2 separate regions of the Homo sapiens genome follow, and region 2 is linked to region 1. Evidence: chromatin contacts called from ENCODE Hi-C or POLR2A ChIA-PET data. All regions are on one chromosome and are shown on one strand. Each heading gives the region's core, a stretch centred on a gene start or an enhancer-like site at or near the end of the contact. The rest is flanking DNA. Distances are from core to core; before and after follow the strand shown.

Evidence for each region. Hi-C counts contacts between places; a loop is a spot of excess contacts on that map. ChIA-PET counts read pairs that join two places held with the same protein, here RNA polymerase II (POLR2A). Pooled maps may share reads with other maps.
Region 2: a loop to region 1 is called in a map of posterior vena cava, with 3 times the contacts of the local background. The contact joins two enhancer-like sites. A Hi-C loop is called at or near these places in 4 of 168 maps with a recorded cell type or tissue (MCF 10A, chondrocyte, left ventricle myocardium superior and 1 more) and 4 of 50 pooled maps. POLR2A ChIA-PET finds 5 or more read pairs at or near these places in 2 of 52 experiments (A549 and SK-N-SH).

Annotation. Positions count from the first base shown.
Region 1 is chr20:22,715,126-22,722,977 of GRCh38, forward strand. No RefSeq gene overlaps it. Among named protein-coding and RNA genes, the nearest start is that of LINC01747, 34 kb to the left of the region's middle. Within about 2 kb of position 4,251, at least 5 of the 41 ENCODE cell types and tissues checked have a DNase peak (open chromatin) inside an H3K27ac peak, as active enhancers do.
Region 2 is chr20:23,057,535-23,065,386 of GRCh38, forward strand. LOC124904964 (a long non-coding RNA gene) reads right to left here. Exons shown (of 2, transcript XR_007067745.1): 2 at 7,605-7,852. Among named protein-coding and RNA genes, the nearest start is that of THBD, 12 kb to the left of the region's middle. RefSeq lists a silencer at 4,698-4,992. Within about 2 kb of position 4,311, at least 12 of the 41 ENCODE cell types and tissues checked have a DNase peak (open chromatin) inside an H3K27ac peak, as active enhancers do.

The sequences.
Region 1 (7,852 bases), core at 3,001-5,500:
GAGGCTACCTGCCACAATGACCATTTGTTTATTTTCCCAACACAGTCTCAATCTATGCCTTTAAATATTTGTCCCGGTTAGGTTTCTTCTTTCCCTGTTTCTCTTTTCTTCCTTTCCCTCTAATTTCTATACAAATAAAACTATAAGCTATAAGGTGGGGCCAAACACGCTTGAAAAAATAAAGAATATTTACATAGTCAAAAAATACTCCCCTTAGTATACATATTTATTACAAAGGGGAAAAAGGTAGCTTTACAGTGGAGAAGTATGGCAGACATCACCTGAATTTGACGACAAAACCTAACTCATCAGCCACAGGACAAGTCGAAAGCATGTACAACTTGATAGGATGGAATAAGAAGAACACAGCATCGTGTATGTGATATTCCTGCTGGAGATGCATATCCTGCATTTAATCATGAGAGAACATTAGACTAATAAAATTAAGGGACATGCTATAGTCTGTACTCTTCAAAATGTTGGAGTCATGAAAGTCAAGGGGAGACCAAGGGACTCTTCCAGATTGTAGGCAATTAAAAACACATGTTGAATAAATGCAACCTGTGATTCTGAGCTGCATCATTCTTCTACAAAAAAATTACTGAAGTAATTGATAAAACCTGAATGAAATCTCAGGACTAGATGGGGTAATGCATCAGTGTTAATTTCCTGATTATGATGGTTCTATTTTGGTTATGTAGGAGAATGACCTTGTTTGTAGGAAATATATATTATCATAATCAGAAGTGATGGGACATTGCCTTAGCAACTTACTCTTAAATGGCTTCAAGGAAAAAAAAAGTTCTGTACTTGTAAATTTTTATAACTTGTAGAAGTACTTACAGCTTTTCTGTAAGTTTAAAGTTGCTTCAAAATATAATTTTAAAATGCCACAATTAGAGTAATAAGTTATATGATTACCTCACTTGTGGATATAGATGCTCCCCTAAAAATTCTCTCTCCATACTTATTGCTGCCCAAAATACTAATTCATTCTCATAGTTATGTCCTTTTCTCTAGAGAAAAATCTTGTGCAAAGCAATGTGGAGGACAAAGCAAAGTTCTGTGGCAGAACTTTGGAATGTCAAATCTTATTAAACTCTCCTATGCAAAGGAATTAGAAGAACAAAAATAAATCCCAGGTTTGGAAGCTAAATTTATATGAAGGAGAAGTTGAAAGATATTTCATTACCCAGCAAATTCTTAAAATGTCATTTCAGTCCAAAAGTGAAACTCTTGATCCACTATGAGGCCTTTACAAATTAAATTAGCCTCACTTATTTCCATATTTAGTCTATAAAATAGAAACAAAAAGGCATTTGTACATTCTACCAAACTATATGCCAATGATCGTAGCCCAAACTCTTTCTTTACATAGGTTGTCAAGGTTGTTACCACAAAAGCAGGTATCGTACACTCCCCAAGGTTCACAGGACCTGGGTAAGAGAAGAGGAAAGGCAATGAAAGTGTGAAGATCCTTGAAATAAAGATGATCTCCAATGGTAGTAACACCAGAATCCAGATACACAGAAACAGACTGAAGAAATGAGAGGAATAAAAGGGAATAAGTAGAAGTTGGAGTTTATAAGAAACTCCTGTAGAAACTATTCAATACCTGAATAACTGCAAATACTTTAGGCAAATGATTATGAGGAACTTAGAAGATATAAGTAGCTTTTGTAGTTTTTGCTTTGCGGAAGGAAGGAAGGCTGTGACTACTCCACTTGCCTTGGCTGGAGGCCATGTGCAGGTGGGTCCTTCAGCGGGCACTGTGTGGTTCCTGGCTTCCACCCCACCACATCATCACTGTGGCCTCTGACTGCTTGCTTCTCTTCCTCGTTCTGCACTCTCCTCCAGCTGAGTTTCACTTAGCAAAACAGACGATGTTCAGTCTTCACAGGTGGGAGTCATGAAGGTCAAACATTACATTCCCCAATTTGATCTAATCGAAGACATACCCTCCCCAAATCTAAAATATGTAACACACTCAACGGCCTCTGCTTTGTTGATTCTGGGAACTACACCAAACACAGTTTTGAGACACTTGCTATTTCCTTTCCATCTAGAGCCACTCCTCACTCTCCTCATATTTTCCCCTGAAGCTGTTGGATTTATTTCTAAGCTCTGGAACCTTGAGTGGGATGATTCATATTCCAAGTATTTTTTCCTTTTTTATACATTTCTTAAGTTATATTTTTCAAGGAATTTGTCCATATCATCTAAGCTGTGCAATTTATTGACATCAAGCTGACCATAATGTACTCTGACCATTCTTTTGATGTCTCCAAAATCTACACTGTTGCTTCCTTTTCCATTCCTGATATTAGAAATTAGAGTTGTCTCCTTTTTCCTTGATCAGTTCAGCTAAAGTTTCATTATCTACATTTGAAATCCAGACTCTGTCCCTTTTCCTTGTCCTCAAATGCAATTTGGTCAGAAGCTGGAGGATTTACAGGACTGGGTGAAGTCAGCGTTGGTTGAGGAGGGGAGGGTGCAGATGGGGTCAGGAGCAGAACTCTGAAGGTCAGGAGGCTGATAAGGAGGGAATTCAGTGACTCAGAACTGGGTGGATGCAGCGCTGAAGTGTAGAATAGCCATGGTTACACACCCTTCCGCAGTTGTTATAGGGATATTTCCTGGTAATGTATTGTAAAAGGACAATTTCCCAGTATATTTTGCTCAAGTCTGGAGAACTGAACATTTACGCTCTACAGCTATGTATTAAACTCACAGGCACTTCAGACAAGTTGAGATGTATAGTGTAGATCTCTCTCTAATATGGGGAAGAAGCGACACAGGACTTGAGACTCCAGAAAGGGCAGAAGAGCTGCTTCTTCAAAGCTCTGTCTGTGTAAACCATAGTTACCTCTGAGATGTCGGAATGATGGTGATTCTTAGTTTCCAGTGTTTTACCATGGCATGCGTTATTATTTAATAAGAAAACCAAATATTTTATTATTATGCATGCTACAATTTTGTGTACTAGGAAGTGTGCTAAACAGAAAGAAAAATACCAATAAAATGAGTTGTAAATGAGCTGTAAATAATATAAATGAATAAAATCAAATATATAAAATAAAATAATACAAATGTGAGGCCACGATGAAAAACAATGTATGTATATAAAGCCTAAGCTTCTTTTTATAAGATACCAAGGCCTTCCCTTTGGTCTCAGATCAGACCAGAATAGAGCCCTCAGTCTGAACCTCGGGGCATTAATTTTTAAGACTTGGTTCTTCGTTTCAATGATGACATGCTTGCTTGGGTTACGCAGTAGACACTGCACCCGTGTAATCTGGAGTTGCTAGCTGACCTTCCCCTGAGATGCACAGTGGAACAAGGACAGTTCATTCAACCTTCTGCAGAATCCTGAGTAGATGAGAGAGCCAAGTGGAAAGATCTGCTGAATGTGAATCTTTAAAATTGCAAGCTCCTCCAGGTTGGCCACATGCGCGTGAAGGGTAGACCACCCTCTCTCTCTCTATGTGTTCTTGATTTAGCCACTTGCTTTTCAAGATTCCTTTGTGCCTGGATTTAAAATGGGAATTTGGTCTGTCTTATAATTTGTGAGGTAAGATCTTTAAAGTGAGAGACAACACTGAAAGATAAATGTATGAAGAGATGATGTTATGCATTCAAATTTAACACTCATCAAGAACACATTAGACTGTCCCTTAGAAAAACCCACCAAGTGCAGTTGTTTTGGCTTCTTTCAGGGTCTGGGATCCCTTTGTGAGCCTCATGACGCAAGGACCTTTGCTTCATAAAGAAGGCACGAAATGTGACTTTAGAAAGCTCATGATTTCCAGAACCCAGAGTGGATCCTGGTTCAGAACGACTGCTCCAAGGGCCACACTTCTGCGCAGGTTTCCCCAAGAGTGCATTTGGAGGAGGACTTGAGGGATGCTCCCTGGTGCTCCTCTGTCAATGCTTTCTTTGTTTTATTCTGCTTTACTCTAGGTCTTCTCAGAGCTCTCAATATGGTTACATGCATGGGGAATCTTGTTTCTCAAACTTGCTCTTGGAGCAGAGTTGCAGTGGGGGAAGTGTGGTCTATGGGCACAGCTCCCACTAGGGCCTGCAGCTTCCTGGTTCAAGCAGAAGCCTTGCAAACATATTCATCTGGAAAAAGCATAGCACAGAGGCCCCAGTTGCAGAGATGCTCCGGAAGCCTGAGGTATGCACAGGGCTAGTGAGCTAAGAATATTCCTCTGTCGCCTTTTCAAGGACAAGGGAAGCCAGGGTGGAGACTGTGCTGAGCTAAGGTAAATATAAAACAATCCCAGGGCGGTCCCTCAGAGGAAGGCTTAGCTCCCCGGAGCCTTGGGTAGAGACGCTTCCTGCCTGCCTCGGGGAGTCCTCCTGCCAGGAAGAGGCCTCAGACTCTGCTATGTCTGGCCCTGTGGGGTGATCCCACGTGCTGGGAAGGAGGGAAAAGCAGGGTGGGGTGGGGCACCCTGACATTGTTTCAGATCTCCTGCAGTACGCCTCACTACATGATAAAGCAAAACCAGACTTTGTTTTAAAATAAAATTTTTATTTTAGATTTTTTTTTCTCTTATGGCCTTCCCCAAAGACAGATTTAAAAGAAATTATTTTATTATGGAAAATTTCCTGCAAATGCATGCATCAACTTCCATGCACTCGTCGCTAAGGTACTCCTGACCCGTGTCCTCTGTAACATCCAGCCCTCCTGCAAGGCCCCACTGGACTATTTTGAGGCAAAGCCAAGTATCATATAATTGCATCCTTCAGCATGTATTCTAACAGATCAGGGAATATAAATCCATACTGTGATACCATGAGCATACAAAAATATCATCACTTCATGTTATGTAGTAAGTTTCAATTGAGACTTGCCATTTCCTCATTGTTTCATGAATGCTTTTTAACAGGATTTTGTACAAACAGAATCCAAACAAGTTCTGCATGTTATATTTAACTGATATGCCCTAAGTTTCTCTCTCTTTTTTTTTTTAAAAAAAAAAAAAACAACAACTGAGGCTTAAAATGCCTGGCATACTGTCCAATGATTTAATTGTGTAGCTTCGTGAATGTTTAATAACGCCTATCTAGAGTCACATTGCACTGCTCAGATCAAGATGTGGACATTCCCAACTCCCCACACCTCTGGCTCCTTCCGGTCATCACCCACCCACCAGAGGGAATCTGTGTTCTGGCTTCCCTCAACACAAGCCCTTTAGCCTGTTCTTTCTGAAAAAAAAAAAAAAAAAAAAAAAAAAACCACCAAAAAAAAACTTTAATGTTAGTTTCAGGGGTACATGTGCAGGTTTGTCGTATAGGTAAATTACATGTCTATGTCTTGGGGTTTTGGTGTACAGCTTATGTTGTCACCTGGCAGATAAGCATGGTACTCAGCAGGTAGTTTTTCAATCCTCACTCTCCTCCCACCCTCCACCCTCAAGGGGTCCCAGGTGTCTATTGTTTCCTTCTTTGTGTCCATGTGTACTCAATGTTTAGCTCCCACTTATAAGTGAGAACATGTGGTATTTGGTTTTCTCTTCCTGTGTTAGTTCACTTAGGATAATGACCTCCAGCTCCATTCTTGTTGCTGCAAAGATCATGATCTCGTTCTTTTTTTCTGGCTGTGAAGTAGTCCACCTCTAGCCTGTTCTTAAAATTCATAGAATCTTACATACAGTGTGTGCTCTTTCCTGTCTGATTTCTTTTGCTCAGATTCCTGCCTGTAGACTCTGCCATGATTTTGCAAATGTTGCAGTTGTCATTTTTTTTTGTAGTACTTCATTGGTGAATGTGGTTTTATTTTGCTGTCTGTATTGATATGGATTGCTTCTATGCTTTGGCTAGTACTAATAATGCTGTTATGAACATTTCTGCCCACGTTTTCTGGTAACATAGCACTCCCCTATGAAATGTTTCGACCTCAGGGTAGGTACACTTTAGCTTTCGGAAATGTCCCCAAGTAATTTTCCAAAGTGTATGAATTCCACTTGTCACACATCCTTATGAACACTATGTTATCTTTTTGTTAAAGCCCATTTTGATATAGAGTAAAAAGATTATCCCCTTGATTAAATTTAAGGTAGGCTCCTCTGAGTTCTCCTTTCTTTAAATTTTTTAATTATACTTTAAGTTCTAGGGTACATGTGCACAACGTGCAGGTTTGTTACATATGTATACATGTGCCATGCTGGTGTGCTGCACACATTAACTTGTCATTTACATTAGGTATATCTCCCAATGCTATTGGGAAAACTGGCTAGCCATATGTAGAAAGCTGAAACTGGATCCCTTCCTTATGCCTTATACAAAAGTTAATTCAAAGGATTAAAGACTTAAATGTTAAACCTAAAACCATAAAAACCCTAGAAGAAAACCTAGGCAATACAATTCAGGACATAGGCATGGGCAAGGACTTCATGTCTAAAACACCAAAAGCAATGGCAACAAAAGCCAAAATTGACAAATGGGATCTAATTAAACTAAAGAGCTTCTGCACAGCAAAAGAAACTACCATCAGAGTGAACAGGCAACCTACAGAATGGGAGTTCTCCTTTTAATAGACCTCAATTTTGGTCAATAAATCCTTGAACAAGCACAAACAGTTTCTAACAGCACAAGACCACATCCCCAAGAGGATGCTAGCCCTCATTTAAATTGCCTTCCTGGGAAAACTTAAGGCTGTTAAAATAATTTACAGTTTGTTTCAGCCAATACCTGAGGATAGGGCTTCTGTCTTCCAGCCCCAGTCTCAGGAGGATGAGACCCTAACACTGAGGATTGTCAGCCTGGTCTCGTTTACACGGGCTGATATTTCATGAATTTTAACTTTTCTGTATGGCCTGCCCACTTCCTACTTCTTCATTCTCCTTTTAAAATGCCAGTTTACCTGCGTACAAATGGAAGTTGAGTTCCCTTCATGGAGGACTCTTTTCCCTATTTCACTAGTTATTACTAAAATCGGTCCTTACCCCTTTACCTAGTGTCGGGCTGTTTATCTTTGACAGTAACAATAGCTCATCATGGCTTTACTTTCCATTTTCCTGATGGCTGATGAGGTGGAACATCTTTTCACATGTATTTGGGTTTCTTCTTCTCTGAGGTATCTATTCAGGTTCCTTTGCTCATTTTTTTTAAGCTGTCTGTTTCTTAAGTGTTTTTATATAAGTTTTTTTTTCCCTCCTAAAATGGCATGTGAAGAACAAATTATCCACAGAGGTTTAGAATAGAATAGATTAGACATGGACAGTTTAAAGGTGAAAGAATAGAGCCTAAGAACAATGAAAATGATAAAAGTGTTGGTCTCTTTCGAGGATTTAGAAAGAATGGGATTATGCAATGGATCTTTTGTTATCTTCCAAAAGAAATCCATTTCTTGGGAACAAGATGAGCATAAAAGTAATGAAACACAAATGACTTCGTGACTTATATGAATGATGGAAAAAGATGATTATTGGAAAGACATTATACTAATGTATAATAATAGAAAGCAAATAAAAAGAGTAAAAGTTTGGAGAAGGTTATGAGTTCTATGTAAAACTCTTCATAAAATATTCTACTCTTTCTACACTATGATAAGGCTCACAAAAATACATAACATAAAAATAGTCATATTTTATCCAGTGGGTTTTAAATATTTATGGAAGTCCTCATGATTCTCTTTAATAATGACATTTTTGTATATAAAATGTCAAGTGATCACTTCCTTAAGCTTATGTTTTCTTGGGCTGACATGGCCCATTACCACATGTTCCTGCTGCAATCCATCCCTGTCTCCTTTTGAGGCTGACAGCAGGGTCAAGGGCTCCCTGAAGGGCTTGTTCCATTGGGTGTGGGACTTCCTGCCCAAGGGCCTTGCCTTTCCTGAAGG
Region 2 (7,852 bases), core at 3,061-5,560, 340 kb after region 1:
TTCTTCACAGCCAAAGAGTAGAAAGAACCCAAATATCCATCAGCTGTTGAATGAATGAATGGAATGTGGCATGTCCTGTCCATATAATGAAATGCTATTTGGCAATAAAAAGACATGAAGTACTGATTCATGCACAATCTTGCAAACATTATGCTAAATGAAATAAGCCAGTCCCAAAAGTCCACATATTATATGATTCCATTTCCATGAAATGTCCAGAATTAACAAATCTAGAGAGACGAAGAGTCCATTAGTGGTTGCCTAGGGATTGAGAGTAAGGGGGAATTAGGAAAAGACTACTAATGATTGCAGGGTTTCTTTCTGGGGTGATTAAAATGTTCTAGAATTAATTTGCAAAACTCTATGCGTATGCCAAAAGCCATTGAATTATACATTTTAGATAGGTAAACTGTATGATGTGTGGATTATATCTCAGTATAGCTGTTTTTAAGAAGAAGAACATATGTTCCCCCAGTGAATGAAGCATGAGAGCTTAAGTGATGAACTGCCAGTGGACCTCTGAGCCTTTTCCTGCAGCCGGGGGCTTATTGTATGAGGAAGGATAGAATACCTATAGCTGTCTACCTTGACACAGAACTTTGGATCTATCATCTATTGGATTTCCATGGAGCCAAAGGAAGCTCGGGAATGCCCAGTGATCTATTCAGGGTCAGTCATCCAGGGTGGCCTACTTTGAGAGCAAAGAGAATTTTGTGTCTAGCAGATTCATGGGACACTACCTTGGTCTTCTCACTCAGGTGTCCTGATATATCCCCTCCTCTCAAGAGGTGTTTTCTGAGAAAAGTGGAGGACCACAGAAAATAGCAAGAGAGCCCCAGAGGCTGCCTGCTGGGCAATGTCTCTTTCTGAAACATGTATCTGGCTGGACCTGGTAATCTCTGCTCAGGCCAATAGGTGGTGAGCAAGAGATGAACAGGCATTTGGGCCATGGGTCCTCTGGCAGTTGGTTGAAGCCCACGGACCCCTTTCTAGAATAATATTTTAAATAAATGTATCAAATAAAACTCACAGAATTACAAAGGAATCCAGTCATATTGAAATGAAATATTAAAATCTCAAAAAGTAGCAAATATGTGATATCAAATATAAGTGCTTCTTTTGGGATATTTTAAAACACAAGTTCTCATGGTGCGCCACCTAAATGCCATAATTTCAAAGTGGTGATCAATGTAAACAATATTTTGAGAGATCTGTGACAACTGTAATGTGGTCTGTGTCTGTGATTTACAGCGATGACAGTCTCTGGTCCTGCTAACACTGCTCTCGGTATTTACCTTGCCTTTTCTTTTCTTTCCTTTTGGAAGGAAAGGATATGCTGTTTCAGGTGCAGATTAGTGAAAATATAGAAGTAATGTTTTCTCCATTCAAGCTGATGAGACCCCTGAATGAAGAACTATTCACTTAAAAGAACACAGAACTATTTCGGTCAGTTCAAGTAGAAGCCTCTAGAATGTTATTGTGTCAAGGTGCGTTTTGCCATGTTAGACTCTCCCTTTATTTTCTACAAAATATTTGTTCATAGCAGATTATATTTTTATTGAAAACAATGCATATTTGAAAGAAATGCTCTTACACTCAGAAACACTGTCCTTGGAAGACAAAGTCCTCACAAGGAAGCCAAGAAATCCACAAGTGTTGTTTGAGAAACGTCAACTGTGCTTCGGCTGTTGGCACACATCTCCTGTGGGATAAGTTCAGGCCTTAAATGTATGCAGGACAAGAGGCTTAAAAGTGAGCATGTGCAGAGAACAAAACCTATTTAGGCAGGAAAATAAGATAATTGGAACTATATATTTTAATGCTATTTTACAGAAGTATATTATAATATATTCTTTAAATGCATGAAATGTGAGAAATTGAACAATGAAAATATCTATCACTAATATAACTGCAAATATTTAGTGCTTGCCTTTAATTTTTTGTGAAAATTAGAGATCTGAACATTTTGTTAGCACAGTAAGTATATTTAATATACCTATTATCAAATTATAACTGATAGATCCAGTGGATGGAAAGCTATGGAAGTAAACACACCTAATATAGAAAGAAATACTACTTATGGTATAGGAGATATATATATATAATTGTTACAGTAGGTAGCTAGTCAGGCCTGAGCATGGCAGGAGAGGGCTCCTCCACCACCAGGAATGTCAGACAACCATCAGATGATGGTCAGGCAGTTGTTAACTGTCTTTCTAAAATAATTTGTTGCAGCCAGTGCCAGGGAAAGCAGTCTCCCTATCAATAGAAGAAACCTCAAACTGGGGATCAGCAGCTTCCAGATAAGATCTCAGGAGCTGGGTAAGTGGGCTCAAGCTTGTGCATTAAGATGCAAAATGACAGAGTTTAATTGGTATATGACCTTCTAGGGACATTTGACTGGCAAGGGAAGAATGCTTGAAGTGAGCATGTGTACAACTCCAGTAAACAAACTGTGCTGGTAGGCCACTGAGCATGTGGACAGCCCATCCCAAGGGAAGAATCAGGGGAGAAAGGATGCAAGACCCCAGAAGTATGCCAACACATAAAACCCCAAGTGAAAAAGTCAAACCACGCACTTGTATTTCAAGTTGGCCACTTGGCCCTCTTCCAAGTGTACTTTCCTTCCTTCTTCCCTGCTCTAAAGCTTTGTAATAAACTTTCAATCCCGCTCGAAAGCTTGCTAGTCTCTCCTTCTGCCTCTCAGCTGAATTCTTTCTTCTGAGGAGGCAAGAATGGAGGTTGCTGCAGACCCATATGGATTTGCTGCTGGTAACATCATTATCTCTGAGTTGAAGCAGCATGATTTTTACTTTCTTCTCTTTCTTATATTTTCTACATGCATTTATTTTATAAGTTAAAGGCTCCACTCCTTCATTAAAAAAAGGTAAAATTATTTTTTGATAATTGAAAATTAGTCAGTTCAAAGTAATGTGGCTGGTAATACACATCGCATTTTTGCAGTCTCTTGCAAAACAGAAGCTATTCTGACTCCCTTGTAGCTCACTAATTTTCAAGAATTTAATAAAAATCTGCTGCCTGAAAGAGCCGCTCCTGTCATCTTGAGAAGGCTGGGGTCTTTGCACCCCCTGAGTTCAGTGATTGCTTCCCCAAAAACACATTTCACAAGAGGATAGACTTTATCACATGGGTTCAGCCGGGCTGTGTCATAGAGACCCATCCCAACTCACCCCATGTTATTACCAGTGAACTACTGAGATGCTAAATCTTTGGCTTCTTGGTTTGAGTTGTGGAAGGACAGATAAACAAAAGTGCCTGCTAAGACCCAGATATCTGGAGGAATTCTGTGGATGCCCTAGAGCAAGGTTGACGTGCCGTGTCTGTCAAGGGCAAGAGAGTAAACATTTCAGCTGCAGGCCTTTCAGCCTCTGTCATAACCACTGAACTCTGCCTTTGTTGTGTGAAAGCAGCAAGCCTGGTGGAGCCCCACAAAATCGGTTATCTACTGCCAGTAGCAAACCTCCCCAAAACTTAGTGATGAGAGCAATGAATATTGAAACCCTGGTTATCTGACCAAGTCAGTATTGGACAAATTTGCACAGAGATCTTTTGGTGATTTGCAGAAGCTGGTGCAGGCAGACTTCTTATTTTCATCAATATCTAGCTCCATCAGGACTGAAAACTGCAGACTAGCTACTCTAGACTTCTGGTGGCTGAGAACAAGCCTGCAGGATGGCTTGACAGCTCTGGGTAAACTGTCTGAGAACATCTTCAGCTTGGGCAGAACAGCCTTCCAGGAATGAAGATGTCACAGAGAGCAGGGTGCTGGAGAGGGCTTTACTCTGAAGTAGGGGCGGCCAATATTTGATCCCATCATTCAGAAATCCCTCTTCTACCCACAGGCCTGGCAGTGACTGAGGCTCCATCTAGCTCTGGGAGAAGAGGAAGGGAGTGGCTTCCCACTGGGGGTGCCTCAGACCTCGCTTACCTCCACCCATAGCTGGTCCACCCACCATGGGTGCTCAAAAGTAGAAGGAAGGATGGGGAAACATTCAGTCCACGTCCAAATCATCGAGAAGACTTTTCAGATTGGGAATAATTCCGAAGCCAGATCCCAGCAAGGCACTGCCAAAAAATGGCTCTCTGGGGTTTATTTTCCTTTGGAAAGGACTTTTGGGACATACGGCAAGAGGGAGCTTTCTGGGTCCCTTAAAGGGCCCTGCAGGAAAGAAGGGCAGTGGGACGCATTGTCTGTTCTCCATAGACAATAGGGCAGACTGCTTCCTCCTTGGGACTGGTAGTTACGTTTATGTTTCTGACAACCAGCTGGCCACTGAAGAAGCGTGGAGCCAACAGCTGCAAGGGATAATTTTGGCAGCATCACCCACGGTGCAAATTTAAAACTCCAGCTGGTTCTACTGCAAGCAGAATAAACACAAACAGCTGATAATAAGTAAATTCAGAACTTGAAATATGCCAGAGACACTTTATAGCCCTCTGTTTTCTCCTAGTGTGCACTCTTTGTGCTCTCATCCTGTGGTCTTGAGCGTGAACATCATTTTCATATTTTATCTTGCTATCTAAAAGTTTTATTTATTTGGGAAATAAGTAGGCTCTGAATCTGGGGGGAAAATAGTTGTCAAGAACCAAATATTTGGCTTCCTGTTTCCCAGAAAGTGTTTGCTGCTGTTTCCATTTCTGGCCCAACATTTTTCCAGAGTTGAAAATGTCATTTAAATGAGTCAGTCCCCGGGGCTCAGAAGCAATGATAAAGATGTGGACATGGCCCCAGAACGTTGGAGCACTGCTGCCTCTGGTGGACTGAAGGGCAGCTGGCATTAAAAACAGGATGTTCCTGCTGTGATACAGGCAGAGGAAGAAGAAGGGTATGCAAACCAAGGCAGTCCCCTGCAGCCTTGCCCCTCAGTGTGTGGTCCCAGACCAGCAGCATCACTGCACCTGGTAGCTTGTTAGAAATGCACAACCTCTGACCCCACCCCGACCTCCTGCATCAGAATCTGCCTGTTGACAAGGTCTTGGGGAAAAGGGTATTGGGGAATTTGCTGCACACACACTCCGCTGGGCAACCCAACGGCCTCAATGAGACCAGCCTGCACAGGATTCTACCTGCCTTCCCCTACCTTCCACCACAGTTTCAATGATCCTCTTAGGAGTATGAAAAAGGAGTGGCCAAGATTGTCAGCATCAGCTTTTATCTTCTCTCTGTGAACACATATATCACTTACCAACTTGTCAGAAAGGCAGATTCCTGGGCCCTAATTCAAACTTCCTGAATCAGAAACTCTGGGGATTGGGCCCAGCCCTGTGGGTTTTAGCAAGCTCTCCAGGGCATTCTGATGCACAGGTTTGAGAAACAACTGGCTCATTGTATGTGAGGCATGAATGAAGTGGCCTCCCAGGCTCTGCTCACATCCTCACTACCCTCATCTCTTCCTCCTGGGCTTTCCACCTTGGGTCCTGGCTCTACCAACTCTTCCTTGGATCCTGAATCTACAGTTTCTACCTGCATGGGCACAAGTATCACAAACCTTATCCTGATGGGATAGTGGAACTCCACCTTCAAGCCAAGATAAATGTAATTTGTAAAATTTTTGCACAGACAGGAGGTGCAGAGGACATTGTTATCATGAAGCTGAAAGTCATGCAATAGGATGGAAAGGAGGAAGACTGAAGGAATCCAAGATGCTAAAAGTATTAAGAATTCATAGCCCAACCTCATACTGTTGGGCTATGAGTATGTCAACCTCATACTGTTTTCTGCAAAGAAACAGAGATAATAAGTGCTTTAGGTTTTGCAGGCCACTTGGTCTGTGCTGCTGTAACAGGAGACCAGCCGCAGACCATATATAAACGAATGGATGTGGCTGTGGTCCAATAAAACTTTGTTTACAGACTTTGAAATTTTCATAATTTTACATGCCATGAAATATTTTTCTTCTTTTGATTTTTTTCTGACCATTAAAAAAATGCAAAAAAGCCATTTTTAGCTCACGCACCATACAGAAACAGGCAGTGGGCCAGAGTGGGCCTGCAGGCCATAGTTTTCCAAACCCTGCCCTACAAACATTAATAAAGAAAAAAACTTAGAAGATGCAGGACTTGCTTATGAAAACTTCCTCTACTTCAAAAAAGATATATATAGAGAAGAAAAAAACCCAACCACTAAGAAGCATTGTATTCAAATGCAAGAGACAATGGTGGGAAAAGCCCTCTTTGTCTTGTTTCTGTCCATTGTGGATGTTTCTTGTCACTGTTGTGGAATTATGGTGAGTGAAAGAGAGGGCGTTAAGAAGGAAGAGAAGAGAAAGGAAAAGCAAAATACAGTGAGTATTTAGGAAGTTGTAGAAGGCAAAGTAAGGACTGAAATGACCACAAGCTTCATATTACAAGGAGAGAGAAAAATGTGGTTCTGTTCTTTCAGTTAAAGAGAAAAACGCTTCCACCTTACTCCCCAATAGAACCACAGATCTCAGAGTTGGCTTGGCTGAGACCAGGCCTATTGGATTCTTGGCTTCCGGTATCATGCAGCTTCTGGTAAGTCAATGTGTTTGACATTCCTCCACACTCTAGACTCCCCAGCTCCCAAGGAAGGAACACCACCTTTCATCTTCCAGGTCATTTCATTCTGCTATGAAGGTGTTTCCATCTCAAAAATTGGTAGTTCATATAAAGCGGGCAAATGGGCGCCATAGTCACCACCTTACAGACACTGCACTCATTTACACACCATTTTGCATACATTTGTTCTGACTGCTCTTCAGTGAGAACTTCATTACTTTTATATTACAGAATTGTTATACTTTTAAAAAACTTTAAATATCGGTCATTTGTAGTGAGCAGCTTAGTATTTTCCGTGATGGAGTGTAATAGTTTTCCATTGCTGCTGTGGTTAAAAACAACACAAACGTATCATCTTAGAGCTCTGGAGGTAAGAAGTCCAAAATTGGGGCACCATCAGGGCTGCTCTCCTTCTGGAGAATATAGGGGAGGATCCTTTCCTTATCTGTTCCAGAGATCACCTTTATTTCTTGACCTGAGGCTCCTAGCTCCATCTTCAAAGCCAAGAGCATACACAGCATCTTCTCACCTCTCTCTCTGACCTCTGCTTCTGTGTCACATCTCTAACCCTTCTGCCTTGATATTCCATCTTTTAAGGACCCTGTGATTGCATTGGGCCAACCAGGCTGAGTCATAGAGGCAAAAGCCAATAAAGGATTAATAACAAAACCAAAGGGAAAAAAATCCTTTGACAGAATTGCCCTAGCATGTCTGGTTTAGCACGTGAGCAAATACAGCATTTGGGCTGCGTCTTATGAAATCTTAATGGCTTGTGAATGAAATGAGTTAAAACTATCAACCATCTCTCGCTGAACTGAGCTTAGTGTTCCCACTTAAGAAATTCATTTCTGAATTTTATTAAATTTTTAAAATCTCACTAAAACTATAGTCCTGTCTGCTGATTTCTAGGGTAGATGGCCCTGATGATGTAATAAATCCTCTTCATCAAGAATGTCTTGGTCATTTGTATTTCTGGCACTGTAGTCCTCACAGTAGAGCATCGGTCCTTTGTCATCTAAACAAAACTCACTTGGATTTAGCAGCAAGAACTTTAAGGACTCTGATTGTCGGGGCTGTGATCCTAAGCTTGAAAGGATCAGTTTATTAGCAATATCTCACACTCTTTTTTTTTTTTTCATGTTGAGCAGTAGAATATAAGAGATGATAATGAGGAAATGGAAATTAAAGACGTGTGCGTGTGCCACTCCCTGCAGATTCGGTTTATACCATGGCTCCAGGAGTCACAGAGCGTTGGACACAGCAGGATGGGTGGTCTGATCCCAGCTATTTGCAGCCCACACAGTGATCAGGG